2 separate regions of the Homo sapiens genome follow, and region 1 is linked to region 2. A link is an interaction called in ENCODE POLR2A ChIA-PET data of the cell type or tissue named here. Cell type or tissue: A673. All regions are shown on one strand. Links, peaks and the distances in the headings refer to the core of each region. The heading gives the core; the rest is flanking DNA. Region 1 overlaps PITPNC1 (phosphatidylinositol transfer protein cytoplasmic 1). Region 2 holds the start of LOC124904046 (a long non-coding RNA gene).

Region 1 (16,149 bases), core at 3,271-11,270, 77 kb after region 2:
AGAGTGTGGGCTGGGCGTGGAGCCGGCTGCCTTTACTGGACGAACTCTGAAGGAGGATGAAGAGAAGTGGATATTCCGGCTCATTTTCCTACACTTGAGGTTGACTGGGCAAGCGGAAGGGATTTTTCTCCCACAGAATATCTATATTCAGCACTTGTCCTGAGTATTGTTTCAGGCGAGGGCTTGGAATCACATTTGGAAACATTCAAATCCAAAGGCAGGGACGTTCTGCTTTCCTTTTCATGAAATAACTGTCACATCAGCTGTCAGCTGCAGGAATCTCTCCCACCCACGCATTTTGTGAGTCCAAATTAGGTGGACTAATTAATTGTAATTTTTACTTTCAAGTCTCAAGGACTTTGATGGGCGGCTGTGCTTCCTTTCATGGTTGTGTGCAGGAATTTATGTAGGAGGAAGACCTTCTAGGAGCAGGATTGAGGATCTCAGGCTCTTGGCTTCTGATTTTGTACCCCTGGGTTACTTCCCCTGTGACCTCTCCTCTCTTTGCTCTCCTTGGCTCTGCTCTCTCATCTCTTTGGTAAAAAAGAACTCTTCTTACCATCAACCTGAAACTGTCAGCAACATGCAGGAGTGAGCAGTCACTAAACTTAACTGTGACATTTTCATCCACCTAGCCTTTTTATCTGCATGTCAAACAAGTGGCCAAGGAGATTAATGCCTGAGTGCATGCTGCAGCTAGACGGGCTGGGTTCAAGTCCCAGCTCTACTACTTACTACCTGGGTGACATTGGGCAAGTGACTTAACCTCTGTGTATCAGTTTCCTCATTTGTCAAATAGGGATTTAAAACGCTACCTTCCTCATTGTGTTGTTGTGAGGATTAAATAGTATAAATATTTTAGAACTGTGCTGAACCTATAGAAGCCAGGGCTCTGTATGGCAGCTTTTAAGATGACTCTGTCATGCATCTGCAGGGGTCCTAGTGAGGTAGTGAAGTTTTGCTGTGAGCAAGTAGATTTCCAGAGCTTGCTTGCAGGCAGTGACCTCCCCGTTCTTTCTTGCCATGCTAGTTTCTTTTTTGAGATGGAGTCTAGCTCAGTCGCCCAGGCTGGAGTGCAGTAGCGCCATCTTCACTGCAATCACCTCCCAGGTTCAAGCGATTCTCCCGCCTCAGCCTCCCAAGTAGCTGAGATTACAGGCGCCCGCCACCACGCCTGGTTAATTTTTGTATTTTTAGTAGAGATGGGGTTTTTGCCATGTTGGCCAGGCTGGTCTCAAACTCCTGACCTCAGGTGATCTGTCTGCCAAAGCGCTGAGATTACAGGCATAAGCCACCACGCCCAGCCATGCTAGTTTCTATTCATGCACAGATCAAGCCTAATTTTCCATGTGGCACCCCCCACCAACAACAGTACCCCATGCTGCTCTGTTCCTACCCCTTGCACCCTTTCTGTCAATGCTGTGTAATTAGCACATTTGGACACGATGTCTTAGCTTCTCACTCTGATTGTAATGTGAAGTTCAGCTCTTCATTGTCCTTGAGGCATAATGAAAAGATGCCATGTGGCTGGAGAGCTGCCTGCGATCGTTGTTCAATGGATGATGTGGCCAAGTACATAAAACAGTGACTTGGACAACCACACTTGTCCTTTAGCTTACTCTTGAAGTCACTTATTGCTTTCTTATTGCTTATGGCTTTCTTGTTGCTTTCTTATTGCTTATGGCTTTCTTGTTGCTGTACATAACTTAAAACTATCAAAAGAAAATATGAGATGTTGCAGCTGCTATGGAGGAAAGTCTGACAGTTCCTCAAATGGTCAAACATGTTGTTACCATGTGACCCAGTAATTCCATATCCAAGGGAAATGAAAACATACGTCCTCAAAAGACTCACCCACAAATACTCATAGCAGCATTATTCATAATAGCCACAAGGTGGAAACCACCCAAATGTCCATCAACTGATGAAGGGATAAACAAAATGTGGTATATCCATACAATGGAATATTATTCAGTAATAAAAAGGAAGTACTGATGCATGCTAAACATGAATGAATCTTAAAAACATGTTAAATGAAAGGAGTCAGTGACAAAAGGCCATGTATTGTATGATTCCATTGATATGAATGTTCAGAATGGCCACATCCATAGAAACAGAAGGTAACTTAGTGGTTGCTGGGACTGGGAGGAGAAGAGAATCAGGGATGACTATTAGTGGGTATGGAGTTTCTTTTGGAGATGATGAAAATGTGGAATTGGATAGCGGTGATGATTTCACAACCTTGCAAATATACTAAAAGCCACCGAATTGCATATTTTTTTTAAAAAAGTATGGGAAACATCTATATGCTCAACTACAGAGCTTAAAGTCATCTTTAAGATTACTTTTTCCAGCGTAGCTGTCACCTAAAATAGAATAAAAAGTGACTTGATCTGCAAGGAAAACATGAAAAATGCAAATGGTCAAGAATGGCTTTTTCACCCCAAATTGTTGAATATAAATTATATACATGCAATTCGTAAGTAAACGCTGTAGGACTCGGCTGCCTTCTATGTTGTGATTCTGTAATTTGCTACATTCCTGGATGGGCCATCAAAATAATACTGAAAACAGCTTCTATAACAAATAGAAGTGCTGTTTCAGGTCATGCCTACCACCACTCCTGGGTTCCCTAAGGTACTAATTCATAGCTACCTCTTTGTGGTGCCCTTACAAAGAGTGATTTAACTGTTTGTAAAGGTGTCTGGACCTTTTTGACATTAAAGAGATTTACTGAATTAAACTTATGTTTGCAAACAGAATATTTCCAGGGGATGCCTTCCAGCCCCCTAAGAATTAACCATCTTAGTTTATCAGTGTTTAATCAGGACCCTACTGATTGACTCTTCTGGTTTAAATAAATAATGGGGTTGAAATCTCTACCAGGGCTGTTTCAGTACTTATTTGGAAGAAGGATGTGAAATACCCAAGCTCCACCTAAAATAGGCTTTGCAAGAATAAGTGATCCAAGAGAGAACCTACAGTTGACTTTAAAACATCCTGTAATCATGTCACACCTGTTAGGATGGTGGTTATCAAAAAAACAAACAAACAAACAAAAAAAGGAAAATGATGGGCCAGCCATGGTGGCTCACACCTGTAATCCCAATACTTTGGGAGGCTGAGGCAGGAGGATCAGTTGAGACTAGCCTGGGCAACATTGCAAGACCCATCTCTACAATTTTTTAAATTACCCAGGCATAGTGCCGTGTGCCTGTAGTCCCGGCTACTCCAGATGCTGAAGTGGGAGGATCACTTGAGCCCAGGAGTTTGAGGCTGCAGTGAGCTATTTCACACCACTGCACTGTAGCCTGGGTGACAGAGCAAGACCCTTTCCCTAAAAGTATTTTTAAATGTAAAACAAGTGTTGGTGGAGATGTGGAGAAATCAGAGCCCTCCTGCATTGCTGGTAGGGATGTAAAACTGTGGAAAACAGTTTGGTGGTTACTCAAAAAGTTCAACATAGAATTACCAAATGATTGAGCAATTCCACTTCTAGGTCTGTACTCAAAGTAATTAAAAGCAGAGACTCAGATTCTTGTATACTCATGTTCACAGCAGCATTCTGTTTTTTTTTTTTTTTTTTTTTTTGAGATGATGTCTTGCTCTGTTTCCCAGGCTGGAGTGCAGTGGCACGATCTCAGCTCGCTGCAACTTCCGCCTCCTGGGTTCAAGCAATTCTCCTCCTTCAGCCTCCCAAGTAGCTGGGACTACAGGCGTGCACCACCACACCTGGCTAATTTTTGTATTTTTAGTAGAGATGGGGTTTCACCATGTTGGCCAGGCTGTTCTCGAACTCCTGACCTCAAGTAATCCTCTTGCCTTGGCCTCCCAAAGTGCTGGGATTACAGATGTGAGACACCATGCCCAGGCAGAAGATAGATTTTTTTTAAATGTAGCAATTTCTGGAAATATACCAAACTTACTGTTTTCCCTGTCTTCACTGACGACCTCAGGAGAGCAGGAGTTGACACCCATTTGCTTTCCTCAATCTGCTATCTGCTTCTTTTTACCAAGGAGGAAACACTCTTAGGCCAACTATGGCCTAAGAATGAATGGTGCCTCCCTGCAACCAGCCATACACCCTCTCTGGCTACAAGTGCCATCCATGCCTCTGGAACCTGGAGCTTCTCCTAAGTAGGGTGAGCAAAGATGCTGGAACTTTCCAAGTCTCAATCTACATATACAATCCACATATATAACCCTCTCCCAGCCTTGCTAGGTAGTTACCAGAACCCCAAAACCACTTGCCAAGCCAGTCAGCATTTAGGTAAGCAAAGGAGTCCAGTGACCCTCAAATATCACTGAGATCTTGTTTGTCTAGGCATGAAGTGCCTTGAATAACTCTTTCAAGACATTAAGAACTCCCGCTGTTCAATTGTACCTGAAGCAGCAAGTGCTTCTCTTTGCATTTCCTTTACCCTCTGTTCTCAGAAGGTCTCAAAGATGCTGAAACTAATTGCTGTCATTCCTGAAAGATTTCTGCTTTTAAGTGGTACTGCGGCTTCCCTTGATGCTACCAGCCGTTTTCATTAAGGATTTCATGAAGGGTTGATGGGTGCATTAGGCTTCACAAACAACGGTTCTTTTCATCCTGGAAAGGCCTTGCTACCTTGGTAGTGGATGGACCTCTCTGCTGCGAACATCTCTGTTTATGGGGCTAAGGTTACAGAGATGACAAAGAGGTCACAAGCGGATGGCGCAGGATATGTGTCCTGGGAAAGCTCTATCTTGATTTTCCCTCTTTTTGGTCTTGTGATTGACTGTGGGTTTATGTTCTGTAGTAAACACAAGAGCCTTGATTGCTTACTAAAGGTCAGACTTGTCAGCAAACCTCTCCATTAACTTGAGTTGCGATCGGTTTCACATTTCCTGGCAAATCGTTTGAGAGCTCTGATGAATGCATCAGTTTCCTTCAGTCTTCTGTCTTCAAGGCAGAAACGCTCAAGAAATCCCCCTCTTTGCCAGACACCAAGTGTATCTTGTTTGCAGCTCTGCCTCTAGCATCTACAGGGCTTGGCATACACGTGAAATGCATGTTGAGTGATGAACGGGAGCGCACAGGACTCTTAAGAACCGAGACCGTCCCCACAGCCAACGTATGAAGAAATCCCATGTTCTGCTTCTAGAGCCAACTGCCCTTGTGGTTTCGAGTTGAGTTCTGGCAGTTCCTGTCTTTGCTCTCTTAATCATTCTTCATGGGCTCCCACTAATGGCTAATTTGCTCAGCTTGTCATTTATAAATACAAGGACATGACACCCACTGCCTTAGCCAGTGCTTATAAAGTAACCTGTAAGTGCTGCATGTTATCATCTCGGCTTTTCAATTTATGAGTCAAGTGAATTCTCGGGGCTAGAACATCACCCCTAAAAGCGAGTCAGTGTTGGAAGAAGCAGCAAAAATATACATGCACTCTTACTTGCATAGACTATGAAGACTATTGTTACTCTCCTGTACTCAGTCAAGTAGATTATGCTCCTCCATGGTCAAGTACCCTTGAGGCGATTTGCACAGTTTTGCAGCAACAGCAGGATAGAGGTTGTGCTGGTACCAGCAGGAAGCATAGCCTGAGCCCTTCCCTTGGATTTCAGTTGCTCTATTTCTATTCAGTTCAGTCCAGAACTTAGGACAGGTTAAGCATCAGCGTCCAATACAGTTTATATTAGTTTGTCACAAAAGGGGGATTTTTTGAATTAAATGTTGATAACCCAGCTTCTTAAATCTTTTTATCAGTTTTTTCATTCCCATACCCTGGCATAATGACACAGGTATTACGTAAACAAGACACCTCCGAGGGCTGCTTATAAAAACTCAAGAGAAAAGATAAATATGTGATGATGCACTGATATCCTGAAATATGAGCTGCAGGTTTGTATTTTCTTTGTGGGATCGGATATTGGTTTTCATGGTTTATTGACCAGGCTGAGAGACATCTGACAAAACACCCAAGAACTTTACACCTTTTTTTTTTGTTATTATTTTTTAACCTTCCTGTCTACATGGAGAAATCTACACATTGAATCACAGGGCCTGGAAGACTGGGGCTTAGCCAGTCATGTTCTTAGCTTGGGCAGAACCCAAATCAGATCCAGCTGTTGGAGGTAAAAATACACGCTGCTTTCCCAAGGAAAAAGCAATTGGAATTGGTCTCACTGTAGAGTTACTCTCGGGCAGAACTTCGGGATAAGGAGCAACTGGAGACGGTCGACTGTGAATGTGATGTTCATGTGACATTCATGTTCATTGAGGAATGTGTTCTCATTGAGACCGGATCAGAACTCATTTGGGTTCAGTTAATGACTCTTTCCTTTCTGCCGGGTCTTTGTCTGCAACATTGGGCACGCAGTCAGTACCTCGTTGTGTGGGAGCATCACCGACAGGAATCCTCCAGAATGGTCATATATTAAAGACCTCTCGGGCTGGGCATGGTGATTCATGCCTGTAATCCCAGTACTTTGGAAGGCCGAGGCAGGTGCATCACCTGAGGTCAGGAGTTCAAGACCAGCCTGGCCAACATGGTGAAACCCTGTCTCTACTAAAAATACAAAAATTAGCCGGGCGTGGTGGCACACGCTTGTAATTCCAGCTACTCAGGAGGTTGAAGCAGAGGAATTGCTTGAACCCAGGAGGTGGAGATTGCAGTGCGCCGAGATCACACCACTGCATTCCAGCCTGGGAGAGAGAGTGAAACTCCATCCCCCACCACCAAAAAAAAAAGACATCTAGGCTTAGGGCACGGCAAACAAAGAACTCCCCTGGCATGGCAGGAATCAGGGAATCTCATGTAACATTCATTGTTTCTCCGGGGAGTCTTTTCATATTTCTCCCGTCTTCTAGGCTCAATACCTTTCAGGAAGCTTCTAAACCAAAGGTTCATCAAATAGAAATAATTTTAAAAATTATTTCATAATAAACTTTAATAATTTTTTCATAATCATAAAGTAATTGTTAGATGGTTTCCTTGAGGCATGAGCCATACTCACTGAAAAATGACAAGTTCTGAGCCTTTTTAATTGTGATCAAATATACATATCATAAAATTTACCATTTTAATCTTTTTTTTTTTTTTGGAAAATGAGGTCTCACTTGCTTGCCCAGGCTGGAGCACAGTGGTATGATCATAGCTCACTGCATTGCACCCTGGACCTCCTGGGCTCAAGCGATCATCCCGCCTCAGCCTCCCGAGTAGCTGGGACTACAGGCGTGTGCCACCATGCCCAGCTGAGTTTTTATTTTTTTGTTTTTTGTAGAGACACCATCTCCCTATGTTGTCCAGGGTGGTCACCAACTCTTGGGCTCAAGCTGTCCTCCCACCTCAGCCTCCCAAAGCACTGGGATTACAGGCATAGACTACCATGCCTGGCCCACTGTAACCAATTTTAAGTGTATATTTCAGTGACATTCAGTACATTCACATTGTTGCAAAACCATCATCACCATCTACCTCCAGAAGCTTTTTTACCATCCTAAACTGAAACGCTGTACCCTAAACACTCCATTACCCACTCTTTCCAGTCCCTGGCAGCTACCATTCGACTTTCTGTCTCTACGAACTTGACACTTCTAGCTGCCTCGTCTAAGTGGAAATTCTCAAGCTTTTTATAATACTTATGGGAAGTAGTCAATCTGACTACCGTCTAATGAAATTTTTACATAAGGAAAAGATAGTTTTGAGCAGATGGTCAGATTTCCTTTGGTTTTGGCATTGTACAAGTATATGGCAGATGCCTCATTCTCTTATACTTTCTGGAACCCGCAGCATAACAGGGATATGAATGAAACAGATCTGCAAGTCACAGTCAGACATGTGGCCAACTAGAAGGAGCAGTGGTGAGGGCAGTTGGTGTACAGGTTTATTATACAATTTATGAAGCATTTTAATTTTTAAGTTTTTTTTTTTTTCTCACTTGATTCTCACCATGTCTTGCGAGGTATTCTATTAGTTCCATTTTAATGATAATAAACTGTGGCTCAGAGAAGTAAATCGTCTAAGGTTACAAAGCTAGTCAATGGTAGAATCAGGACGCTGGCTTCACATTTTCATTTTTAAAACCCCAGTGCTTTCCATCACAGCCCACTGTGAACAATTATCACGTCTCTGGAGGCCCAGGTAATAGCCAGTCCTCAGGAAGGGAGGGCCTCTCCAAATGCAACCCTAATTACTAGTGCTCCACCTCACCAGCTCAGAAATACATGGAAACCGTTTTTTTTTTTTTTTTTTTTTTTAATTGAGACAGAGTCTCTGTCACCAGGCTGGAGCACAGTGGTGCAATCTCTGCTCACTGCAACCTCCGCCTCCCGGGTTCAAGTGATTCTCCTGCCTCAGCCTCCTGAGTACCTGGGATTACAGGTGCCTGCCACCACGCCCGGCTAATTTTTGTATTTTTAGTAGAGATGGGGTTTCACCATCTTGGCCAGGCTAGTCTTGAACTCCTGACCTCGTGATCCACCCTCCTCGGCCTCCCAAAGTGCTGGGATTGCAGGCGTGAGCCACTGCGCCCAGCCTAAATTTTCTAATAGCCACATTTTAAAAAGTGTGTAGAAAGAAACACATAGGCTGGCTCATGGTAGCTTACACCTATAATCCCAAAACTTTGTGAGGCTGTGGCGGGAGGATGGCTTGAGGCTAGGAATTTGAGGCCAGCCTGGGCAACATAGCAAGATACCATCTCTACAGAAAAAATACAAAACTTAGCTGGACGTGGTGGTGCCTGCCTGTAGTCCCAGTGACTCAAGAGGCTGAGGTGGAAGGATCGCTTGAGCACTGGGGGTCAAGGCTGCAATGAGCTACGGTCATACCTCTGCACTCCAGCCTGGATGACAGAGCGAGACCCTGTCTCTAAAAAAATAAGAAAGAAAAGGAAAAAAAAAGGCAAGTGAAGTTAATTTTAAAAATATATTTTAGTTAACCCAGTATACAAAAATATCATTTCAATCAACATAAAAATTATTAATGAACTATTTTGCTTTTTTTTGTAGTAAGTCTTCCAAATCTAGTGTGCATTTTAGACTTAAACAGCACTCCCAAGTCAGACGCTAAATTTTCATTGGCAGTACTTGATCTTTATTTAGATTTCATAAAATTCCCAGTTGAAAAAGTAGATTCACATACCCAAAGTGTTTCAAACATATATGAAGGTTTTCTTTTTTTTTTTTTTTTTTTTTTTTTTTTTTTTGAGACGGAGTCTCGCTCTGTCGCCCAGGCCGGACTGCGGACTGCAGTGGCGCAATCTCGGCTCACTGCAAGCTCCGCTTCCCGGGTTCACGCCATTCTCCTGCCTCAGCCTCCCGAGTAGCTGGGACTACAGGCGCCCGCCACCGCGCCCGGCTAATTTTTTGTATTTTTAGTAGAGACGGGGTTTCACCTTGTTAGCCAGGATGGTCTCGATCTCCTGACCTCATGATCCACCCGCCTCGGCCTCCCAAAGTGCTGGGATTACAGGCATGAGCCACCGCGCCCGGCCGAAGGTTTTCTAATAACTGAATCAAGCACCAGTCTTAAATTTAAATGAATTAAAATGAAAGAAAATTTAAAATTCAATCCCTCTATTCCATGGGCCACACTTCAAAGGCTCAGTGGCCACACATAGCAAATAGCTTTGGTCCTGGGCAGAACAGATCTAGATGAACAGCTGAGGGTGGCCCAGACTGGACCCAGCCGTGGAATAGAACAACGGTCTGCAAACTTATTTCTATAAAGGGCCAGATAATAAATATTTTCAGCCTTGGGGGTTACACAGTCTCTCAAAGTATTCAACTCTGCCATTGTAAATGAAAGCAGCCATAGAATGAATGAGCATCGCTGTGTTCCAATAAAACTTTATTTACAAAGCAGGCATCAGCCTGCATGCTTTGCCAACCATTAGACTAGAACATTTGTCCTAGGGCCTTAGCTGTGCTGTGGGATTACCAGAAAAAGAGACAGCTCTCACCTCTAGCTTTCTGAGATGAGGTTGTCAAAATCTGGACTCACTGGATCTCCTTTCCTGTGTGTAATTAGAATTTTGACACCACTTGGCATGAAGCAACGGTGGGCCAGAGTTCTGCGTCATTTATCCTTCAGGTGCTCTCTGCAGTGGATGGTTTGTGCCTCCTGAAGCAATTGCTTCCCTGTGCTTTGAGGTCCAGCAGAGGTAACAGCGGAGAAAGCTGGAAGAAAGGCTTCAACAAAAGCATTAATGGTGATGTGAAGAATGCAGGAAACTCCCAAGAAAGCCAAATGATATCACTCTCTGCTTTTCCAACATAGCCAGTGTGAGGCAGGAATCACACACGTTTCACAGCTGGGTAAATATGTGATTTCACGTGAAATCAGAGGGACAGGTGTTTCTCTGTGCTTGTTAGGTGATATGGCGTCCGCCCATTTTGATGGTAAAGGCCAAAGTAAATATAAATTCTGTTTCCTGACCTGGGGCCTTGAGGTCCCCAGGCGGGGATTACCACCACCCAATTTGGGAATCTACGTTGCAAAGCCATGGTTCCCGCTGTTCACATTGTGACGTTTGGAAATGGTATTGGGACTAATGGAGGGAAAGAAAGAGGACAGGAAGGGAGGGCATAGAGATTGGTTGGTAGGAAGATGACCCCCACTAGGTGCTTTAGGGTAGGGGGTTATGGAGGCTGGCTTTGCAGAAACTCTGGGACGCAGCAGTTGGGGAAGGGTGAAGTGAAAATCAGTGATAGCTTAGAGCTCTGCTGACCCTAGAACTTTGGATCCAGTATTTCTTCAGGCATGGATGATGTTGAAGGTATTGTTGGCACTCATTTGATAATCCCTTACTGTACTCAGAAGTTTTGGCTTGGGGTTGCCTTTTTAATTCAAGGTTCAAGATTAAATGACTTGGCTGGGTGTGGTGGCTCATGCCTATAATCCCAGCACTTTGGGAGGCTGAGGCGGGAGGATCACCTGAGGTCAGGAGTTCGAGATCAGCCTGGCCAACCTGGTGAAACCCCGTTTCTACTAAAAAAATAACAAAACTTAGCCAGGCATGGTGGTGTGTGCCTGTAATCCCAGCTACTTGGGAGGCTGAGGCAGGAGAATTCCTTGAACCTGGGGGGCAGAGGTTGCAGTGAGCCAAGATTGCACCATTGCACTCCACCTGGGCGACAGAGAGCGAGACTCCATCTCAAAAAAAAAAAAAAAGTTAAATGACTGGATGGTGCCCCATGTAAGAGTTTGCAAAAGTTCAAACTAGTGAAACTGCTGAGCTTCTTCAGTACATTATGCAACTCTGCCTTGCCTCCAATTTTGCAGCTCTATCAAGTGTACAGCGTGGTGTGTGGGGAAAGATCTGCATCCCATGATGTTTTTGACTATGGAGGTAATTATTTGGAGTAGCTGTTCTGATGATAACTCACGGAGGTTCAGTCTGCAGCATGGAACTGTCTCTAGTCATGATTGCCTGTAATGATGATTACCCAAACTCTGGAATTATAACAATAGATTTTACAAAGTTAGAGCATAATTGCTCCACCATTCCTTACATGTGCACAGATTAAACAACTTTGATCTTTCAATCAGATTTTTGTTACTCATCTTCTGCAATAGCAAAGGTCAGAGGCAGTAGCTTTCTGCCACCTCCCTCCCCTCTTTTTAAATCATCACGAGGCCTAGATTTTTAAAGCATTTAACTTGGTAAAGAAATAAGGGCTGAAGTTGTGTGGACTAGAATGAGTACAGGCCTGTGGGGGGTCAGAATCCCAATTCTGACATCTAGAAACTCTGTAACATACAGTCTTCAACCTGTCTGCAACTCAGCTTCCTCGTCTGTCAATACTCACTTGTCTGAATCATTGAGAGATTAGAATGAACATAGGCGGCCGGGTGTAATGGCTCATGCCTGTAATCCCAGCACTTTGGGAGGCCGAGGCGGATGGATCATGAGGTCAGGAGTTCGAGACCAGCCTGGCCAACATGGCGAAACCCCGTCTCTACTAAAAATACAAAAATTAGCTGGGTGTGGTGGTGGGCGCCTGTAACCTCAGCTACTGAGGAGGCTGAGCAGAGAATTTCTTAAACCCAGGAGGTGGAGGTTGCAGTGAGCTGATATCTCGCCACTGCACTCCAGCCTGGGAGACAGAGCGAGACTCCATCTCAAAAACAAAAAAAAGGAATATAGGCTGGGTGCAGTGGCTCACGCCTGTAATCCCAGCACTTTAGGAGGCCAAAGTGGGAGAATTGCTTAAGGCCAGGAGTTGGAGACTAACATAATGAGACCATGTCTGTACAAAAGTAAAAAAATAAAAATTAACTGGGTGTGGTGGCACACTTCTGTAGTCCCAGCTACTCAAGGGGCTGAGGCAGGAGGATTGCTTGAGCCCAGGAAGTCGAGGCTGAGGTGAGCCATGATCATGCCACTGAACTCTAGCCTGGGTGACAGAGTAAGACCCTGCTGCTTTTAATTTTTTAAATTATTTATTTTATTTACTTAGTTTGTTTTTGTTTTTGTTTTTTTGAGACAAAGGCTCCCTCTGTAGCCCAGGCTGGAGTGCAGTGGCGTGATGTCGGCTCACTGCAACCTCCACTTCCTGGGTTCAAGTGATTCTCCTGTCTCTGCCTCCCGATTAGCTGGGATTACAGGCGTGCACCACCACATCCGGCTAATTTTTGTATTTTTAGTAGAGACGGGGTTTTGCCATGTTGGCCAGGCTGGTCTTGAACCCCTGACCTCAGGTGATCCGCCTGCCTCGGCCTCCCAAAGTGCTGGAATTACAGGCATGAGCCGCTGCGCCCAGCCAGACCCTGTCTCTTTTAAAAGAAAGGCAAAAGAAATATAAAGCACTTAATCAGTGCCTTGCACTAATGGGCAATCAATAAAGTGATGCTGTATCATCATCATCAATTCTACGATCAATTCTCAGGCTTTGGAGGCTTTAGAATCTTTCTATGTCTTTGGATGTTGTGGCCTTTATTCAACATACAAGTTTGTTTGGAGCTGGTGGTCAGGGATATGGTATTTTCACTAAGTTAGGGATGGAGCTTTGTAAGAAATCAGTATAAAGGAGGAAAAAAGAAACAAGCGTCCTAAAGACAGAACATTTACAGCTGAGCAAGTGCTGATGGCTGCCTTCACCACGTTCTGCTGCAGCGGTTCTCAGCATTTATGTGCATTTCTGAAAGATTCCCACTCTTTTCTCCCCAGAGTCTGAATGGAGAAGGTCTGGAACAACCTGAGATTCAGCATTTTTAGGAGTGTCTCTGGAGATTTTGAAACACGTGGTTCAAGGACTCTCTGTCTCTTCTCCCTCCCCCAAACGAGAAACTGCTGCTTGTGTCTGAGAGTCAATACGAGATTTAAAAACAGCAACAAAACCACTGCTCCTGGAATGGCCCAGTTCCCATGGCCACGACCAGCAAAGTGGGCCTGATTTCCTTAGGAGGGGAAGAAGTGACGGCTGCAGAGCCCTTGACCATCTCGGTGTCTGGGCTCGAGTGTCCCGCCACCCCCAGCGTCTGCAGGTCACCCCCACACTGACGCCGTCTCAGTGAGCTAATGCCAGTGTCTGCCCCGCGCCGGCTCATTCAGCAGCCACTGGAATGATCAATGAGGCCGGCCGCCCAGCCCTCCACCGGCTGTTGGTGAATCAGCTGCCTCGGCCATTCCCATCTCCACTGAGCAGGAAGCACTCGAGCTGAGCCCAGCCAGGGCTGACTGGCGTCTGGCTAATGGCTTTTCTGTGTCATGCACTGACCTTGATCCCATATGTTTTTCATACGTGAGTGGGTTGGAGTGCCTGAAGATGGTCCAGTGGTGGAAATAGCTCTTCTGCCAAGCCCCTTACCGAGGTCCTGGGCAGTACTTTGGTTTAGAGGTGTCTGCTTCTGAAGCAGGATCGGTGCTTTTGTTTAAATTGAGGTGAAATTCACATAACATAAAATCAACCAGGTTAAAGGGAACAATCAGTGGCATCTAGTGCATTCTCAACGTTGTGCAAAACCACCTCTATCCAAAAACACTTCCATCGCTCCAGAAGGAACCCCTGCACCTGTTGCATGAGTTGACTAGGGCTGCTGTAACAAAGTGCCACAAACTGGGTGGCTTCAACAACAGAAATTTGGGGCCAGGAGCAAGTGGCTCATGCCTGTAATCCCAGCACTTTGGGAGGCTGAGGTGGGTGGATCATTTGAGGTCAGGAGTTCAAGACCAGCCTGGCCAACATGGTGAAACCCCGTCTCTACTAAAAATATAAAAATTAGTCGGGTCGTAGCGGCGTGCGCCTGTAATCCCAGCTGCTTGGGAGGCTGAGGCAGGAGAATCACTTGAGCCTGGTAGGCGGAGGTTGTGGTGAGCCAAGATCGCACCACTGCACTCCAGTCTGGGCGACAGAATGATACCCTGTCTCAAAACAAACAAACAAACAGAAATTTACTGTCTCACAATTCTGGAGGCTAGAAGTTTGAAATCAAAGTGTCAGCAGGCTTGGTTCCTTCTGGAGGCTGTGGGGTGAGGGAAGGATCCGGTTCGGACCTCAACCCTTGGCTTTTTTTTTTTTTTTTTTTTTTTTGAGATGGGGTCTCGCTCTGTCATCCAGACTAGAGAGCAGTGGTGTGATCTCTGCTCACTGCAAGCTCCGCCTCCTGGGTTCACGCCATTCTCCTGCCTCAGACTTCCAAGTAGCTGGACCACAGGCACCCGCCACCACACCTGGCTAATTTTTTTGTATTTTCAGTAGAGGTGGGGATTCACCGTGATCGCCAGGATGGTCTCTATCTCCTGACCTTGTGATCTGCCCACCTCAGCCTCCCAAAGTGCTGGGATTGCAGGCGTGAGCCACTGTGCCTGACCAACCCTTGGCTTTATAGATGGCCATTTTTCTCTCCACATCATCTTCCTCTATGCCTGCCTGTGTCCCTGTCTAAGTTTCCCTTTATTATAAGGACACCAGGCATTTTGGATAAGGGCCTACCCTAATGACCTCATTGTAACATGATTACTTCTGTAAAGACCCTATCTCCAAATAAGGTCACATTCTGGGTTACTAGGGGTCAGGACTTCACAGTATGTATTTTGCGGGGACACAATTCAACCTTTAACAACATTAGGCAGTATCAGTACTTTGTTCCATTCTATGGCTGAATAATATCCCATTGCATGTAAACATTTATTTTTTGAGCCCCAAGTACAAAGCAACTGTCAGTGAAATCTCCACCCCCTGGGTAGTGTGTGCCCATCTGTATAAGGTGGCATATTGATCTCACAGGTAGAGCTCACAAATCTGCAATGTGTAAACTTTTTCTTATTGTCTTCCTCCTTGAAAGAGTGTTAGCCTTTACGAGCAAAAGTCAAAGCAGTACTGGACTAAGGGAAGAGAAGTCAAGCTTCTGATCCTAAAATTAATTTTAAAAATTGATTTCAGGCTGGGCACTGTGGCTCATGCCTGTAATCCCAGCACTTTGAGAGGCTGAAATGGGCAAATTGCTTGAGCCCAGGAGTTCAAGACCAGCCTGGGCAACATGGTGAGACCCTGTCTCTACAAAAAATACAAAAATTAGCTGGGCGTGCTGGTGCGCACCTGTAGTCCCAGCTGCTCAAGAGGCTGAAGTGGGAGGATTGCTTGAGCCTGGGAGGCGGAGGTTGCAATGATCTGAGATCACACCACTGTAGTCCCGCCCGTGTGACAGAGTGAGACCCTGTCTCAAACAAACAAAAAAAAGAGGATTTCATCTTTAAATTTTATTTTTCCTTTTCCTGGTCTTATCCCCAGTGCTGCCCACTTCCTGCAAGCACAGGTGCACACACACAGGTACGTGCACACATACGCTCACGTTAAAAGCGTTTTCATGTGACCGTTCTGGAGAGGGGCGTGGCACAGATAGGAGACACAGTCCTTCGAGAAGACCCAGACGGCAGCTTGCTTCCATTGTCATGGTTACTGGGCTCGGTCCCCAGGGCTGGCTGCAGACCAGAGCCTTTCAGAGCTTCTTCACACTCCCGTCCCTGCTCCTGCCTCAGAATGAAAGAGAAACCTTCGGGCACATGTGTCTTCTCAGCTGTGAAACTAACTGCACTGTTGACTTGTGCATTTCATCTGCCCCCTTAATTTAAAATCTATTTCTGTCTCTTATGCAGACAGACAGGGGACCCGCATCCCTGCAGATTGTTGGGGAATAACCCCGAGTCCTCATTAGTTTGTTGCAGACTCAGGCC
Region 2 (16,149 bases), core at 3,254-11,253:
TGATCTCCGCTACTGCAACCTCTGCCTCCTGGGTTCAAGAGATTCTCCTGCCTCAGCCTCCCCAGTAGCTGGGATTACAGGCACCTGTCACCATGCCTGGCTAATTTTTGTATTTTTAGTACAGACAGGGTTTCACCATGTTGGCCAAGCTGGTCTTGAACTCCTGGCCTCAAGTAATCTGCCTGCCTCGGCCTCCTAAAGTGTTGGGATTACAGGCGTGAGCCACCGTGCCCAGCTGGGCCTAAGTGACTTTCTAATGCACAGAATGTGTGAATTTTAGAATATGATCTTTTACCATCCAGTTTTCTGGACTCAGAAGTAACTTTTCCTTCCTCTCTTTTAAATGTTCATTAGGTCAAATTAGAACTGAAGAAGCAACCCTGAGGTATAATACTCTGCCCCAGCAACAAAAAGCAGTACTGCTGCTGACTTACGGCTACTATTCTGAGTTGAAAGTGCTGAAAAGAAAACTCCAGGCCATGCGCATTTAATTTGATTGTAATCCTGCCAGAGATCCACCTGCTTTGCTCCCATCCGTTTCCCTTGGCCTGTCCTGTAGAAAGGGACTGCAATTGAGCACTTTTTTAAATTAAAAAAATGACCTGCACTCTCCACAAAATACAGGTCCAAATGGCAGTAGCTTATTGGTCATCAGTTTCTCCTAGGAAACCTGGGCCACAAGTTTCTGGTTGGTTTCGGACACACAGTAGGTGCTGAATTAATTAAAGGTGTTTCTTTAATTCAGCCCAGAAGCATCTGATTTGCTTAGGAAATTGATTAGGCATATATTACCTGGATGATGTCAATTTCTATGTAACCATTTCTCTCCTGTGTAATTGATGAGCCTCCTAATGTTGATTTTATTTTATTTTACCAAGCACTGTATTTAGTTAATAAAAAATACAGAATAGGATTCAAAACAGCTGTGTTTGCTATTGGCATGGCCGTCACCCTCCTAATACCTGTGCATGTCATAATAGACTACATTTGCAGAAACAAAAGGTTAGGAATAAAAAGATGACTTTTGTCCCTCCAGCTGCCAGTGACAACCCACAGCCTCAGCTTATGGTATTTATTTAATCTTGTATCTGTGATAGGGCTCTGAGACACTTCTGTGAAGCAGATGTTTGAAGATCTGACAATTATGGAAGAAAATTTCTCATAGAAAAAGATATGTTCTCCAGCCTTGGGCGGGGGCCTGACATTACTCTTCCACATTTCACTCATTCATTTATTGAAAAATGAAAAATTATATATATTTATAATATACCAGGTGATATTTTGATATGTGAATACATTGTTGAATTATTATGTTAAGCTAATTAACATATCTCTCACCTTACATACTTATTTTTTGTTGATGAGATGGACATTTCTTTTTTAAGTATGCTTAAATGTGTTCACGGATTGTGTGAAATTTTTGGCATCCCGTTTCTTGATATACCACCTTTTGCCACATTTCTTGTTTATATAGTATGTATCTCAGCCGGTGATGAATCAAGGAAAAAGATAAAGAAAAACAAACAAACAAACAAAAAAGCAAACAAACAAGTTAAAACAAACCCAAAACCTTCTTTCCCAGTAGGCAGTAATTTGGGATGTAAAATGTATGAGGTAGGCAGGAGGAAGATGAAAAGTCTGTCTGAAATGAGAACTGTCTGTTGGCTTAATTCAGGTGATCACAGATTGTCTGTAGCCTTGAGCAAAGCCTAGAGAATAGTGAGGCTAGTAAAACACTAGCCCTTGGGCTCAAAATTTAAGATGGCACCAAAAAACTAAAAATCAGGGTAAATAATATTTTGATGCAATATTTTTAAAAAATAAAAATTAATGCACAATACTCTACAATGAACAAAATATCAAAATGCTAAAGACAGGCTCTAACCCCGCACTGGCAAACGCAACCTCACTTGTCTCCTTCTAATCCTGGCCTTGACCCCTAATAACAAAAAGTAAGATCATCTAGACCTCAAAAGGAAAAGTTGCTAGTCCCTCTAAGCCTTCGTTTGCTCTGGGTTTGAATCCAAACTCTGTTATGACCAACTTAGTGAAATCAGGCAAATTACTCAACCTCTGTAACTTCCTTTTGAAAAATGGAGATGTTTTCTCTTGCAAGACTTTTTATTTATTTATTTATTTATTTATTTATTTATTTATTTATTTATTTATTTGAGACAGGGTCTCACTCCATTGCCCAGGCTGGAGTGCAGTGGTGCCATCATGGCTCACTGCAGTCTCTACCTCTCCAAGCTTGGGTAATCCTCCCACCTTAGTCTCCCAAGTAGCTGGGACTACAGGCATGCACCGTCATGCCTGGCTGATTTTTTTTTTGAAAAAAAATTTTTTTTATAGGGATAGGGGTCTTGCCATGTTACCCAGGCTGGTCTCTTAACTCCTGGGCTCAAGAAATCTGCCCACCTCAGCCTCCCAAAGTGCTAGGATTACAGACGTGAGCCATCACGCCTAACCTCTTGCAGGACTTTTGGGGTGGTTTAAAAATTACGCCTGTGTAGCACTGGGAACATTATGACACCCAATAAATACCAAATAAACAACAGCTTTAAATATTATAATTCATAATGATTCACAGAGTATTAAGATCCCCAGGCGATGCAACCAGGTAGTACCTAAGTGTATCAGTCTTGGGTGCATCTGTCAGGGTTAACCTGGCTTTGTTTTTAACTTTACAGGACATATCAGAGTATAGCTATTGTGCCTGTGCTTTGAACACTCAAACATCCGCTCAACTGCTAAGTAACTGATTTCCTGTTTAGTCACAGCTCCTTGTCTGGGACCAGCCACTGGCAGCAAATTGTCATCTTCTGTATCTCCCTCTCAAAGCAACTCAGCCTTCTGAAGACGTGTAGAAGTTAGGTCTCGCAGGCTTGTATTTATTAAGCCCCCCCCCGCCACCCATCAGTCCCCAGTTATTTTGAGTGTCTCAAACGCATTTCCCACACCTGATGATTCATCTGAGGACGACTCACCCTTGTTGTCACTGACACTGTCCACAGCCCAGAGCTCAGCCTCTGATTTGCTCGGCAGAGATGGGGCTATGTACATATCGTGTGAGACGGAAGCTAACATAAGCAGAGGAGAAATCACGGAAGCAAAGTGAAGTGGGAATCCAGTTAATACTTGGAACAGAAAACTGGAAAGCAGCTCATTCATTCTCTCCGATTGTAAAAGGCGGATGGAAACAACACTTTTGTCAGCCTTTCTTCTAATCCGATCACAGCTGTAAAGACCATAAAGCCAAGCCCCGACGTCAATTATTCTTCTCCCTGTTCCTAAGAATGTGAAATTAGATGGGGAAAAGTGACAGAAGAGTGTCACTAAAATAACTTATTACACTTTGAGGGTCTTAGTCGTCATTAATAGTTGTTACTTTTTGAATATTCATCAGTGCGCCCTGCTGTTCGGCAAGAGAGGCTGTATGAAGTAGGAACTGCACACGCCTGGCTTCAGTCATGTATGCCTTGGATTTAAGCTCTTCTTTTCCACTTAATTAGTTAACAGGAACTTACTGAGCTGGGTGCAAAATGATACAGAAGAATAGGAGAATGGGATTGTAACCCCTGAAGCGTTTGTGATTTAGTTGAGTAGAATAAACTCTGCTGAGCCCAAGCTGAGCCTCAGCCTCATGCACCTGCTGTATTTCCACATTCTTTCATTTCTGCCCCAGAAATGTTGCTTGAATCTGGTTTCTCCTCTTTAACCATCTAAACTTTTACTATTGCTTTAGGACTGCCTCTCCTCATTTATTGCTATGTTGATTGCACTGCCCTGCCAAACCATATTGGAGCTGGATCAGGGGAAAATAAGCATATATATATATATATATATATATATATATATATATATATATATGCATGAAAATATCCTCCCATATTGTGGACCAAGTGGAAAAGTTAATGAAGCTCTACAATGAAAAAAAAAGTTGACTATGAGTAAAGTCTCATGTTGTCCAATCTGTAATCCTATTATTGTCAACCCTCGTAAGCCCGCCCAGTGGATGAGGTGGTGGGAGATGACGAGGGTGGGATGGGCATTCTGCAGCCAGTGGGGAAGAAGGCAGGGCCCTAAAACAAACAAGAACAAGCATATCTTTATTTAGAATTTGGATGTATTTTCATCGTGAATTTCCTTTGCATTCATTTTGATTAAAAAAAAATGCATTATGGCTGGGCGTGGTGGCTCACGCCTGTAATCCCAGCATATTGGGAGGCTGAGGCAAGTGGATCACTTGAGCCCAGGAGTTTGAGACCAGCCTGGCCAACGTGGCAAAACCCTGTCTCTACCAAAAATACAAAAATATATATATATATTAGCTAGGCATGGTGGTGTGCACCTGTAGTCCCAGCTACTTTGGAGGATGAGGCAGGAGAATTGCTTGAACCAGGAGACGAAGGGTTGCAGTGAGCTGGGATTGCATCACTGCACTACAGCCTGGGCAACAGAGCAAGACTCTGTCCCAGAAAAACTAAAAAAAATGCATTAAAATAATATTTATCTGTATTGCTGAGGTTTGAGGCACCCTCTTAAATTTTACACCTAGGCAATACCTCCAGCTCTCACACTAATCCAGGCTCTGGTCTATTACAAAAGTCCCCGCGGGCTCTGACCTACACAGCTGCCAGTTACCTTCCTAACAGACGACCAGTGATCATGTCACTTTCTTGTTAATCCAGACTGCTGGGAGCGAAAATTCAGCCCCCTCGGTTTGGCGTTGAAGCCCCTTTACAATCTGGCCCCCACCTAACCCACCAGGGCGCCTGCCCTGTCTGGCCCTGTTCCCACCTCTCTTGCCTCATCAAACTTCTGCCAGACTGCACCTTTGTCCATGCTCTGCTGTCTGCCTGAATTGTGCCCCTGTCTCCTGAATTGTGTCTCCAAGCCCCTTCACCTAAAATATTCCTGTTAGCTCTCAAGTTTCACCTCAGATATCCCTGACTGGCTGGGCAGACTTCTTAGACTCTCGCAAGCAGGCTTCTTTGTTCTGTTTTCCCATAGGAAATTGTTCGTTTCCACTCAATTCATATCTTGGTGGTTGCATTCATTTTTCGACTGTGATTTATCTGTTTACCGGTGTCCCTAGTTCCACTGCCAGCTCCTTGAGGCGAGCAACCGGGGCTTTTCATGTCTAATGAATAAATGAATACAATTTGACACAGTGAAAAAGGCAGGAACAGCAACCATAAAAAATCCATGAAAAACAAAAGCACAGAGGACAATAGGCAGAGAGGACACTGGTCTTTTTTTTTTTTTTTTTTGAGGGGGAATTCTCACTCTTTTGACCAGGCTGGAGTGAAGTGGTGTGATCTTGGCTCACTGCAACCTCTGCCCCCAGGGTTCAAGCGATTCTCCTGCCTCAGCCTCCTGAGTAGTTGGAATTACAGGCGTCTGCCACCACGCCTGGCTAATTTTTGTATTTCTAGTAGAGACGGGGTTTTGCCATGTTGGCCAGGCTGGTCTCGAACTCCTGACCTCAGGTGATCTGCCTGCCTCAGCCTCCCAAAGTGCTGGGATTACAGGCGTGAGTCACTGCGCCCGGCCGACACTGGTCTTAAAATCAGGAGAACCTGGATTTGGCTTTTGGTCTTGTCATTAGCCAGCTTTACAACTCTGTCATTATTTTCAGATTTTTTACTATGGAAACTTTAAAATTGTAGCAAAAATAGAACAGCCTGATGAACCCACATGTACCCATCATCCAACTAGAACAATGTGGGTTCATCAGGTTTCTTGTCATACTGCCCCGCTCTGCTACCCCCATCCCTGGATTGTTTGGAAGCAAATCCTAGACCTTACTGTCACTTCACATATAATTATTAAAGGAAGAACATGAACATTGTAATTGATTGCAAACTCACCATGAACCTGGTGGAAAGAAGAGATCACAATAGGCCGAGATCACGGGGAAGCTCTTGGAAGCAAGTTATGAAGGAGGAATACGGATTTTGGCAGAGAAAGTCTGTAAGTAGGAAGCTGTAAATCATGTGTCCAACATGTGGTGAGCAGATTGTTTTATCTGGAGTGGGGACTGGGTGGCGGAGGGGGGTGAGCAGAGGAAAATCTAGGCCTGGGACAGAGAGGCAGCCTTTGGGCAATGGGACAGACTGGAGACTCTTTTAGTTTTATGTAATGCAAGGGCTAAGGAAAAAACTTTGCCTTTGTCCCCTGAAGGTTTGCTGAAAAATCAACTGACAAAAAGCAGATTAATAGAAGAGAAGGCTGGCCAGGCGCGGTGGCCCACGCCTGTAATCCCAGCACTTTGGGAAGTTGAGGCAGGAGGATCGCCCAAGGTCAGGAGTTCGAGATCAGCCTGGCCAACATGGTGAAACCCTGTCTCTACTAAAAATACAAAAATTAGCCGAGCGTGGTGGCATGTGCCTGTAATCCCAGCTACTCGGGAGGCTGAGGCAGGAGAATCTCTTGAACCCAGGAGGCGGAGGTTGCAGTGAGCCAAGATCGCACCACTGCACTCCAGCCTGGGCGACAGAGCGAGACTCGGTCTCAAAAAAAAAGAAGGCAAGGTATATAAGTGTATTAGTGTGCGCTGTGGGAGGAGGGAGGAACACAGAGTGATTACCCATATCCTAGTGGGGTACAGATGTTTATATGTCTTGTTTTTTTTAGGGGAAAAGGAGATGGGGAAGTGTGGATGATTTTAGGGAGGTAACAGATGATTTTTAGGGGAATTCAATGAGCTTGAAGAACATACAATGGCTTGGGACAAAGTCTGTTTGGGCAGACAATGGTTTGTGACAAAAATCTTTCCAGGTGTGTTGACCGACTTCAGTGTTTTGCCCTGTGATATGGGTTCAGTTAATGAAAACTCAGGGAGGGAATGGATCAGAGGTGATTGTTTTCTTTTTTGCCAGGTCTAGACGTTAGGCAGATAAGGGAACTCCAGAGAATAACTTTTATTCTGTGTTTTGGGAGGACAGAAATGATGGGAAAGGGAGGAAGATCAGAGATACATTGAGGCTTCTTCCTCAATTCAGCATGTCAAAGCGCCATATTTTGGGATACCGCTTTCTGAGCCCCAACAGTAACTAGGTATTATTTTGAAGGGTTGCATTCACACTTGTGACATGGAGTAAAGGCCAGTGGTAATATTTCTGTAGAGCGCTTTAGTTCTGTCTCTCAATGTACTTTCCTTGTTAACTAATTTCTCCTTTAGTAGCAAAAGGAATTGTGACAGGTGCATTTAAAGAAACTGTTACCTGCACCAACTACCAGGCATTCGTTAGTTGGGGAGAAATGAGAACTCATGTTTTCCATACTCAGCCCTACCCCAAGATGACCTGGCAACTGTACATTTTATCCCACTGGGTTTAATCCTTATTATGAATAACAGAGCGAAACTTTGTTATTCATGGGAGTGGATTTCTCCTGCTGAGAGAATTAGCGGCAATCTCATTCAGGAAGCTGCCTTCTGATGCAATGAGGTCTTTTGAACTGTGCATAAATAGAGGCCATTCTTTAGGCATTTGGAGCATAGGGCTTAAATTGCTCCAGAAGTTCCAATCAGACTCTAGGTATCTTTGGCTGTTTTTTTTGTATTTTTTTTGGTTTTTTTTGAGACAGAATCTCACTCTGTCGCCCAGGCTGGAGTGCAGTGGCACAATCTCGGCTCACTGCAACCTCTGCCTCCCGGGTTCAGGCAATTCTCCTGCCTCAGCCTCCCAAGTAGCTGGGATTACAGGCGTGCGCCACCATGCCCAGCTAATTTTTGTATTTTTGGTACAGACGGGGTTTCACCATGTTGGCCAGGATGGTCTCGATCTCTTGACTTCATGATCCACCCGCCTCGGCCTCCCAAAGTGCTAGGATTACAGGCGTGAGCCACCACACCCAGCCTTCTTTGACTGATTCTTCTCTGTGTGCGCATGTCCTGAGGTCACAAGTGGTAGTGTGCTCCGTATTGGTTTCTTGACCTGCCTCTTCAGGACTTTCTAAAATTAAGGTACAACCGATTCTTTTGCTGCAGTCCTTTCTGCCTAAAGAAGGAAGAAATTCTTCTGTTTTCAGAAAAAAAAAAAGGAAAATAAAAGAATATGCCAGCTTCACCAGGATAACCCACAGACATTGAGCATTAGGAGTATGGTACAAAAATAATTTCTTTCCTCATTAAGGTTTTTTTTTTTTTAATTTATGCTACGAGAAATAGAACAGAGTGAGCCTATTGTTGTCTTGCCATCCCAGAATCTCTTAGGAGGACAAAGAGAGATACTTTAGTGTTTGTAAAGGGAGGGTTGACTATTTGTGCAGGTTTCAAAACTCCTGCACCCCAAGTCCCCAGCAGAATAAGCCTCTCTGGGTCCATTGAATGGTGGGTTTTTGAATGGTGGATCTGGGGCCTTGTATGGCAGATGCACCTGACAGCCATAACCGAAGCACATCCTAAGAATGACCCTAAGGTTGGCCAGGCGTGGTGGCTCACGCCTGTAATCCCAGCACTTTGGGAGGCCGAGGTGGGTGGATTACTTGAGGTCAGGACTTTGAGACCAGCTTGGGCAACATGGTGAAACCCCATCTCTACTAAAAATACAAAAATTAGCCAAGTATGGTGGCGGGCACCTGTAATCGCAGCTACTGGGGAGGCTGAGGCAGGAGAATCGCTTGAACCCAGGAGGTGGAGGTTGCAGTAAGCCAAGATTGTGCCACTGCACTCCAGCCTGGGCCATAGAGTGAGACTCTGTCTCAAAAAAAAAAAAAAAAAAAAAAAAAAAGAATGACCCTAGGATCTAAGAAGAATGTGTGTTTGGACTTCCAAGCTAAGGAATCGGAGAGTGGCCAACCTGGAGATTCACTCCTTATCTATGACAGACATCCGAACCCCTAGCTCGTTCCTTGGAATGCAGGCCACCTAGGGGATGGAGGCCCTTTGCTTTGGGTTAAATGGAGGTTGCTAGGTGGGAGGGTGCTAAGTGAAAAACACAATATAAACTGCATGCTTAGTACAAACAGCAGTGGTTCTCCTGTCCAGCCTGCTGCCCCTGGAATGCCCCTTATGTAAGTCCTCAATAAACCCTGTCTCCCTCACTAGCTCCGGGTCTCTCTCTCTTTTTTAATGGAGTCTCCCAGGCTGGAGTGCAGTGGTACAATTATAGCTGACTACAGGCATGTACCACCACGCCCAGATAATTTTAAAATTTTTTTGTAGAGGCAGGGGTCTCACCATCTTGCCCAGGCTGTTCTCAAACTCCTGGGCCCAAGTGATCCTCCCACCTCAGACTCCCAAAGTGCTGGGATTTCAGGCCTGAGCCACCACGCCCATCCTGGGTCTCTTTTTTGGTGCCTCGGACATGGTGCCATCCCTGCTTGGAGTCAGCAGAGGTCTTACGCGACAGTCCTTGGAATGGTGGAAGCCTGTTTTGTTGTCTTTGATACTATGAAGGGACAAACCCCTGCTTTGAAGGTGTTTATTTCCTGAAATTTTTACCTGGGATCCCAGCTATCTCTTTCTTTCTTTCTTTCTCTCTCTGTCTCTGGGATCCCAGCTATCTCTTTCTTTCTTTCTTTCTCTCTCTGTCTCTCTCTTTCTTTCTCCTTCCTTCCTTCCTTCTTTCTTTCTTTCAGATGGGGTCTTGCTCTGTCGCCCAGGCTGGAGTGCAGTGGTGCGATCTCAGCTTACTGCAACCTCCACCTCCCAGGTTCCAGCGATTCTCCTGCTTCAGCCTCCGGAGTAGCTGGGATTAAAGGCGCACACCACCACACCAGGCTAATGTTGGTATTTTTAGTAGAGACAGGGGTTTCTCCATGCTGGTCAGGCTGGTGTCGAACTTCTGACCTCAGGTGATCCGCCCGCCTTGGCCTCCCAAAGTGCTGGGATTACAGGCATGAGCCACTGCGCCCGGCTGCATGACTTTTCTATAAAGCCTTATTTTAAATGATTTTGGGGGCTTAATTTAGGTGTTTTCATTTGCTTTTGGTCACAGTCTTTATGTGTCACTGAGTGTGTGGATGTGGGGGTTCTTCTACCCAGAGGAAAGTGATTTGATCACCTGGAACCAGGTGCTCTGAGAACTGGGGCAGCTTCCCTGACTTGCAGGAGAGGGTGCAGAGACTTCTTCGCTGGCATGTAGCTGCAGCCTAGAAAACCGCTTGGTGGTCCTCGTTCATGAACCTGCCGTTGGGGGTGCTTCATGCTTTATCTTGGTCTCTACCTTGATTAATCTCACCTCCGTTTCTCCGCTCCACTGGACCATTCTCTAGAACCCCTCTAGAACCACTGGACCATTCTCTTCTGTCAGAGTCCAGTGCTTCCAGTCTTTCCTGTGGGCTCTTATCTTCTGGTGCAAAGTTCTTTCTCACCTTCCACAGTCAAAATCACCATACTTACCTAGGCCATACTTACTAGGCTGGAGAGGCAGGTACATCAATCTTTCTTGTTTATTTGTTTGTTTGTTTGAGATGGGGTCTTGCTCTGTCACCCAGGCTGGAGTGCAGTGGCACGATCTCCTCCGCCTCCCGGGTTCAAGTGGTTCTCCTGCCTCAGCCTCCCCAGTAGCTGGGATAACAGTTGCATGCAACCATGCCTGGCTAATTTTTGTATTTTTAATAGAGACGGGGTTTTGCCATGTTGGCCGAACTGCTCTCGAACTCCTGACCTCAGGCAATCCTCCCGCCTCGGCCTCCCAAAATGCTGGGATTATAGGCATGAGCCAGCATGCTCAGCCAGGTACATTGATCTTCTAAGTATTTATTGTTCTGCTCCTTATTCAGTGCTAACATTTTTATTTTCTTATTCTTTTTCCCTGTCACTTGAAGATCGTCACCCAAGCAATAAATCCATTTGGTTGTACTTATTTAATTTTCTCTGACTTTCTAAGGAGTGACACAGCAAAGTGCCTTATCTTGCATTTCTTTCCTTTTCCGTGTTCTAGTTGGAAAGGCTCAGAGTTTGGGAGAAGTTAAACGTGACTCAGAGAATTGCTTTTGATGGTGGTGCCGATACACACATCTTTTGAAGCTTAGATTGGGTATTGTCAATTTAATTTGGAGTCTATCAGCCTGTAGTGTTCTAATCACCTATTTTGAAGCCTTGCTGACGACCCGAGATTCCTTGTTAAACTGCCACTGGAATAAGCATAACACTTTTCATTAAAGGAAAAAGAAAATGTTACTTAAAGTAATAGGCACACCCTTTTATTTTCTTGACAGATAGCAAAGAAAAAAATCTTCTGTCTTTACCTTGACAAGACATGTACCATTGCTGGGAGGTTTTGCTTGTATGAGAACTTCAACGTTAGAATCTAGACATCTCGGAGAATTGAAACTCAACAAGTTTCTCTGTTTTGGGGTGGAGAAAAAGGACAAAAAGTTGTCATATACAGCTAGCTGTCCAAACAGTCAAATACGAAAGCTAATTTATCTTTTAAAAGGTTAATTCTTTGATGCCTCTATCACAGTTAGTGTTAAAATGAAAGCATTGGAAACAAACTCTTTTTCTGTTAGCTCAGATTTTAAAAAAATTCTTTTTGCAGAGATGGGGGTCTCACTATGTTGCTCAGGCTGGTCTTGAACTCTTGGCCTCAAGCGATCCTTCTGCCTTGGCCTCCCAAAATGTTGGAATTACAGGGGTGAGCCACTGAGCCAGATTTTGAATATTTTAATTACTTAACTGCTTGTCTGTCTGGCAATGAGATAAGCGCAGTAGCCAGTGATTACCAACAGTTAAACAGAAGAACAAGTCACATAAACAACACTTATACTTCCTGTAAACCCAATTAAAACCACATTTCAGGTTTGCTCTTATGATTTAGAAGTAAATTTAGAATCAGTTTCATGAATCTTGCAGTATTTTTCAAATTAATGTCTTTAGGCATTTGGACAATGGGCTGTGTGAATGCAAACTGCGTTTTCTTCAATTGCTATCAATTAGAGACAGTTAAGAACTCAACTGATGAAGAAATAGCCACCTGAAAGTGAGCCCACAGGCAAGTCACAGGCCCCTCTTCCTCCTGAAGGTGCACGGGAGACTTCGTTAAAAAAAAAAAAGCTGTAGTAAAATACGTATAAGATAAAAATTTACCATTTTAAGTTTCTTTTTTTTGAAGACGAAGCCTTGCTCTGTCACCCAGGCTGGAGTGCAGTGGTGTGATCACAATTCACTGCAGCCTCACCCTCTCCGGCTCAAGCGATCCTCCCACCTCAGCCTCTCGAGTAGCTGGGACTACAGGCGCACACCACCGTGCCCACTAATTTGTTGTAGTTTTAGTAGAGACGAGATTTTCGCTGTGTTGCCCAGGCTGGTCTCAAATTCCTGGGCTCAAGTGATCCACCCGCATCAGACTCCCAGAGTGCTGGGAAGGTGTGAGCCACCATGCTCGGCCCATTTTAAGCATTGTAAATTGTACAATTTAGTGGCATTAAGTATTTTCACAATGCTGGGCAACCATCATCACTGTTCACTTTCAGAACTTTTTCATCATTCCAAATAGAAATTCCACCCATTAAACACTAACTCCCCAATGTCCCCTTCCCCCACCCTCTGGTAACCTTTATCCTATGTTCTGCCTCTATGAATTGGCCTATTCTAGGTACCTCATAAAAGTAGAATCAATATTATGTGTTCTTCTGTATCTGGCGTCTTTTTCTTAGCATGTTTTCAAGGTTCAGCTGTAGCCCATATCAGAATCTAATTTCTTTTCCTTTTTTTGAGACAGAGTTTCACTCTTGTCACTCAGGCTGGAGTGCAGTGGCACGATCTTGGCTCACTGCAACTTCCGCCTCCTGGGTTCAAGCAATTCTCCTGCCTCAGCCTCCTGAGTAGCTGGGACTACACGCGCGCGCCATCACACCCAGCTAATATTTGTATTTTTAGTAGAGACGGGGTTTTGCCATGTTGACCAGGCTGGTCTCGATCTCCTGACCTCAGGTGATCCACCCACCTTGGCCTCCCAGACTGCTAAGATTACAGGTGTGAGCCACCGTGCCTGGCTAAAAATTCTTTTTTGCACATGATAAACTCACCTATCTTAAGTGTAAAATGAATAAGTTTCAGTAAAACAACAAAAGCTCTTAAGTTTTAGTAAATCCATACATCTGTGCAGCCATCACCGCAGTCCAGTTTTAGAACTTTCCATTCCCCCCTAAACATCCTCCTTGCCTGTTTGTGGTCAGTTCTTGCTCTTACCCTGATCCCCGGCAACTAGTGATGTGATTTACGTCTCTATAGTTTTGTCTTTTCTAGTAATTTCGTATAAAAATTATACAACATGTAGTCCTTTGAGACTGACCTTTTTTTTTTTTGTTTTGTTTTTTTTTGAGACAGAGTCTCGCTCTGTCGCCCAGGCTGGAGTGCAGTGGCGCGATCTCGGCTCACTGCAATCTCCGCCTCCCGGGTTCATGCCATTCTCCTGCCTCAGCCTCCAGGGTAGCGGGCACTACAGGTGCCCACATCACGCCTGGCTAATTTTTGTATTTTTAGTAGAGATGGAGTTTCACCATGCTAGCCAGGATGGTCTCAATCTCCTGACCTCGTGATCCGCACACCTCGGCCTCCCAAAGTGCTGGGATTACAGGCCTGAGCCACCACGCCTGGCCGAGACTGGCTTCTTTTACTCAACATAAAGTTTTTGAGTTCATTCGTGTTGTTGAATGCATCAGTGGTTGGGTTTTTTTTTTGTTGTTGTTTTTTGAGATAGGGTCTCACTGTGATCACCCAGGCTAGAGTGCAATCACAGTTCACTGCAGCCTCCACCTCCTGGGCTCAAGTGATCCTCCCAACGTCATCCTCCTGAGTAGCTGGGACTACAGGCACATGCCACCACACCTGGCTAATTTTTGTATTTTTGTTTTGTATAGACGGGGGTCTCACTATGTTTCCCAGGCTAGTCTCGAACTCCTGAGCTCAAGCAGTCTGCCTGCCTCAGCCTCCCAAAGTGCTGGGACTACAGGCGGGAGCCATCATGCCTGGCCAATAGCTGGTTCTTGTTTTACTGCTAATAGCATTCCATTATAGGGATGTACCACATTTTGTTTATTCATCACCAGTTGATAGAGATTTGTTTCTAATTCGGGGCTACTGTGAATATTGCTGCTGTGATCATTTGTATACAATTCTTGGATGGACATGTGCTTTCGTTCCTCTTGGGAAGATACTTTAAGGAGTGGAATTGCTGGGGTTTTTTTTTTTTTTTGAGATGGAGTCTCACTCTGTCGCCAGGCTGGAGTCACTGCAACCTCCTCCTCCTGGGTTCAAGTGATTCACCTGCCTCAGCCTCCCAAGTAGCTGGGACTACAGGCGTGCGCCACCACGCCCAGCTAATTTTTGTATTTTTAGTAGAGACAGGGTTTCACCATGTTGGCCAGGATGGTCACGAACTCCTCATGATCCACCCACCTCGGCCTCCCAAAGTGTTGTGATTACAGGCGTGAGCCACTGGGCCTGGCCACTGGGTCTTATATTAAACTTATGTTTAACTTATAAAGAAATTGCCAGGCTGTTTTCCAAAGTAGTTCTTGCATTTTTTTACTCTCACTAGCAACATATGAGCGTTTTGGGTTTGCCACATCCTTGTCAGTACTTGGTATTATCCGTCTTTTGTTTGTAGCGATTCTAATGAGTGTGTGGTGGTATCTCACTGTGGTTTTACTTTGCATTTCCTGTACTCTTTTAAAACTGCTTTCCATTATAGAACATGTTGTGTTGTGCTGTTATATATATAAAGCTTCTGCTCACCTGTGAGCTACTCTGTCTAGCTGATTGATCCAGTATTGTGTCCGGGGGCAGGGTACATGGAAAATGCTTAGGGTTTGTTGAGTGAATGAGCAAACTGATACTTTGTAGGAGTGGCCAATTTTCAAATATTTTAGGTAACAGAAAACAGTGGTGAATCAACTCAAAAGATGAGGTACCAGTCAAATCTCTTCCCTTTTGTCAGTTTCTAAGTAGTATTAAACTTGAGTGAACTAAGTTTTACTTTTTTTTCCTTTGCTTTGCTTACCCCTTGGTGAGAGGTAATGGAGAAAATATAGACAGAGCAGGAGGAGGAAAGAAACTCAATCTCGAAATGACTAAGAGCTTGTGGAGCAGCTTGGGAGAGAACCAGCTGGGTTATTGGCTACTCTGTAGTTCCAGGTGTGGGGAATTATTCTCATCAATACCGTGACCGCCTGCCACTCCCCTCTGCCCTCTTTCTTTGTGTTAATTAGAGCAGGGGTCTGCAAACATTTTCTGTAAAGAGAGTAAACAAATATGTCAGGCTTTGTGGGCCAAGAGAAAACATCAGCGACGTTGTGGAGGTGCTTACATAACGACAGACAAAACAAATTTCCATGAATTTTTATCGATGAAACTCCAAACATAGTAATGGGGTACGATTTTCTGTAACACAAGTCTGCTAATGAGAAGAATTGAATTATTTGAGGGAGGAAAACATTTTGCTTAATTGGAAGTTCAGAGTTAATGTTTCCTATCATCATGGTAGAAATGTGGCCTCATTCTTCTACAAAGCTTCTCTGATATGCAGTGGTCTTCCCTCCTGAGAATTCACCAGAATGTACTGGCTTGATTTGCCCTTGATTTGTTGGGGAACTTTTCACATGGGGGAAGCACATTAAGAGTACAGGCTCGGGCTGGGCGTGGTGGCTCACGTCGGTAATCGCCAGCATTTTGGGAGGCCAAGGCGGGCAGATCGCCTGAGGTCAGGAGTTGGAGACCACCCTGGCCAACATGGTGAAACCCCGTCTCTACTAAAAATACAAAAATTACCTGGGCCTGGTGGCGGGCACCTGTAATCCCAGCTACTTGGGAGGCTGAGGCAGGAGAATCGCTTGAACACGGGAGGCAGAGGTTGCAGTGAGCCAAGATTGTGCCACTGCACTATAGCCTGGGACACAGAGCAAGACTCCGTTCTCAAAAAAAAAAAAACAAAACCCAAAAGAGGACAGGCTCTAGGGTAAGACTCTGGGGTCTGAATTCCAGCTCAACAACTTATTAACTATGTGATCTTTCACTACTTACATAACCCATCTAAAAGCTTTGGTTTCCTGATCTATAAAATGAATAATAGTACCTATTTCACAGAGTTGCTGTATAGATTAAACACAAAGATTTAGAATGACATATTATACTTTTTATTCTTCTTTTGATTTTTTTTCAACCATTTAAAAATGTAAAACCATTCTTAAGTC

What was found. ChIA-PET counts read pairs that join two places held together with the same protein. Peaks named below come from ENCODE experiments on the same cell type or tissue, not always from the same donor. Only the 100,000 strongest peaks of a DNase experiment are listed, where the experiment ranks them.
Region 1: POLR2A ChIA-PET joins it to region 2 with 10 read pairs; 3 of 35 experiments call an interaction of 5 or more read pairs at or near these places.

The regions. Positions count from the first base shown.
Region 1 is chr17:67,515,604-67,531,752 of GRCh38, forward strand. The region is part of intron 1 of PITPNC1 (phosphatidylinositol transfer protein cytoplasmic 1); the gene reads left to right. Among named protein-coding and RNA genes, the nearest start is that of MIR548D2, 52 kb to the left of the region's middle. RefSeq lists enhancers at 3,575-4,078, 4,079-4,581, 4,582-5,085, 5,086-5,587, 13,470-13,764 and 1 more and a silencer at 13,470-13,764. In A673, for the core only: no CTCF peak of the experiment used is centred there; no DNase peak of the experiment used is centred there.
Region 2 is chr17:67,438,379-67,454,527 of GRCh38, forward strand. All of the region lies in intron 1 of PITPNC1 (phosphatidylinositol transfer protein cytoplasmic 1), which reads left to right. LOC124904046 (a long non-coding RNA gene) reads right to left here and starts at 5,953. Exons shown (of 3, transcript XR_007065881.1): 1 at 5,874-5,953; 2 at 4,939-5,143; 3 at 1-3,290. RefSeq lists an enhancer at 7,142-7,700. In A673, for the core only: no CTCF peak of the experiment used is centred there; DNase peaks (open chromatin) are centred at 3,293, 5,073, 5,993, 7,423 and 1 weaker place; H3K4me3 peaks cover 483 bases; H3K27ac peaks cover 5,558 bases.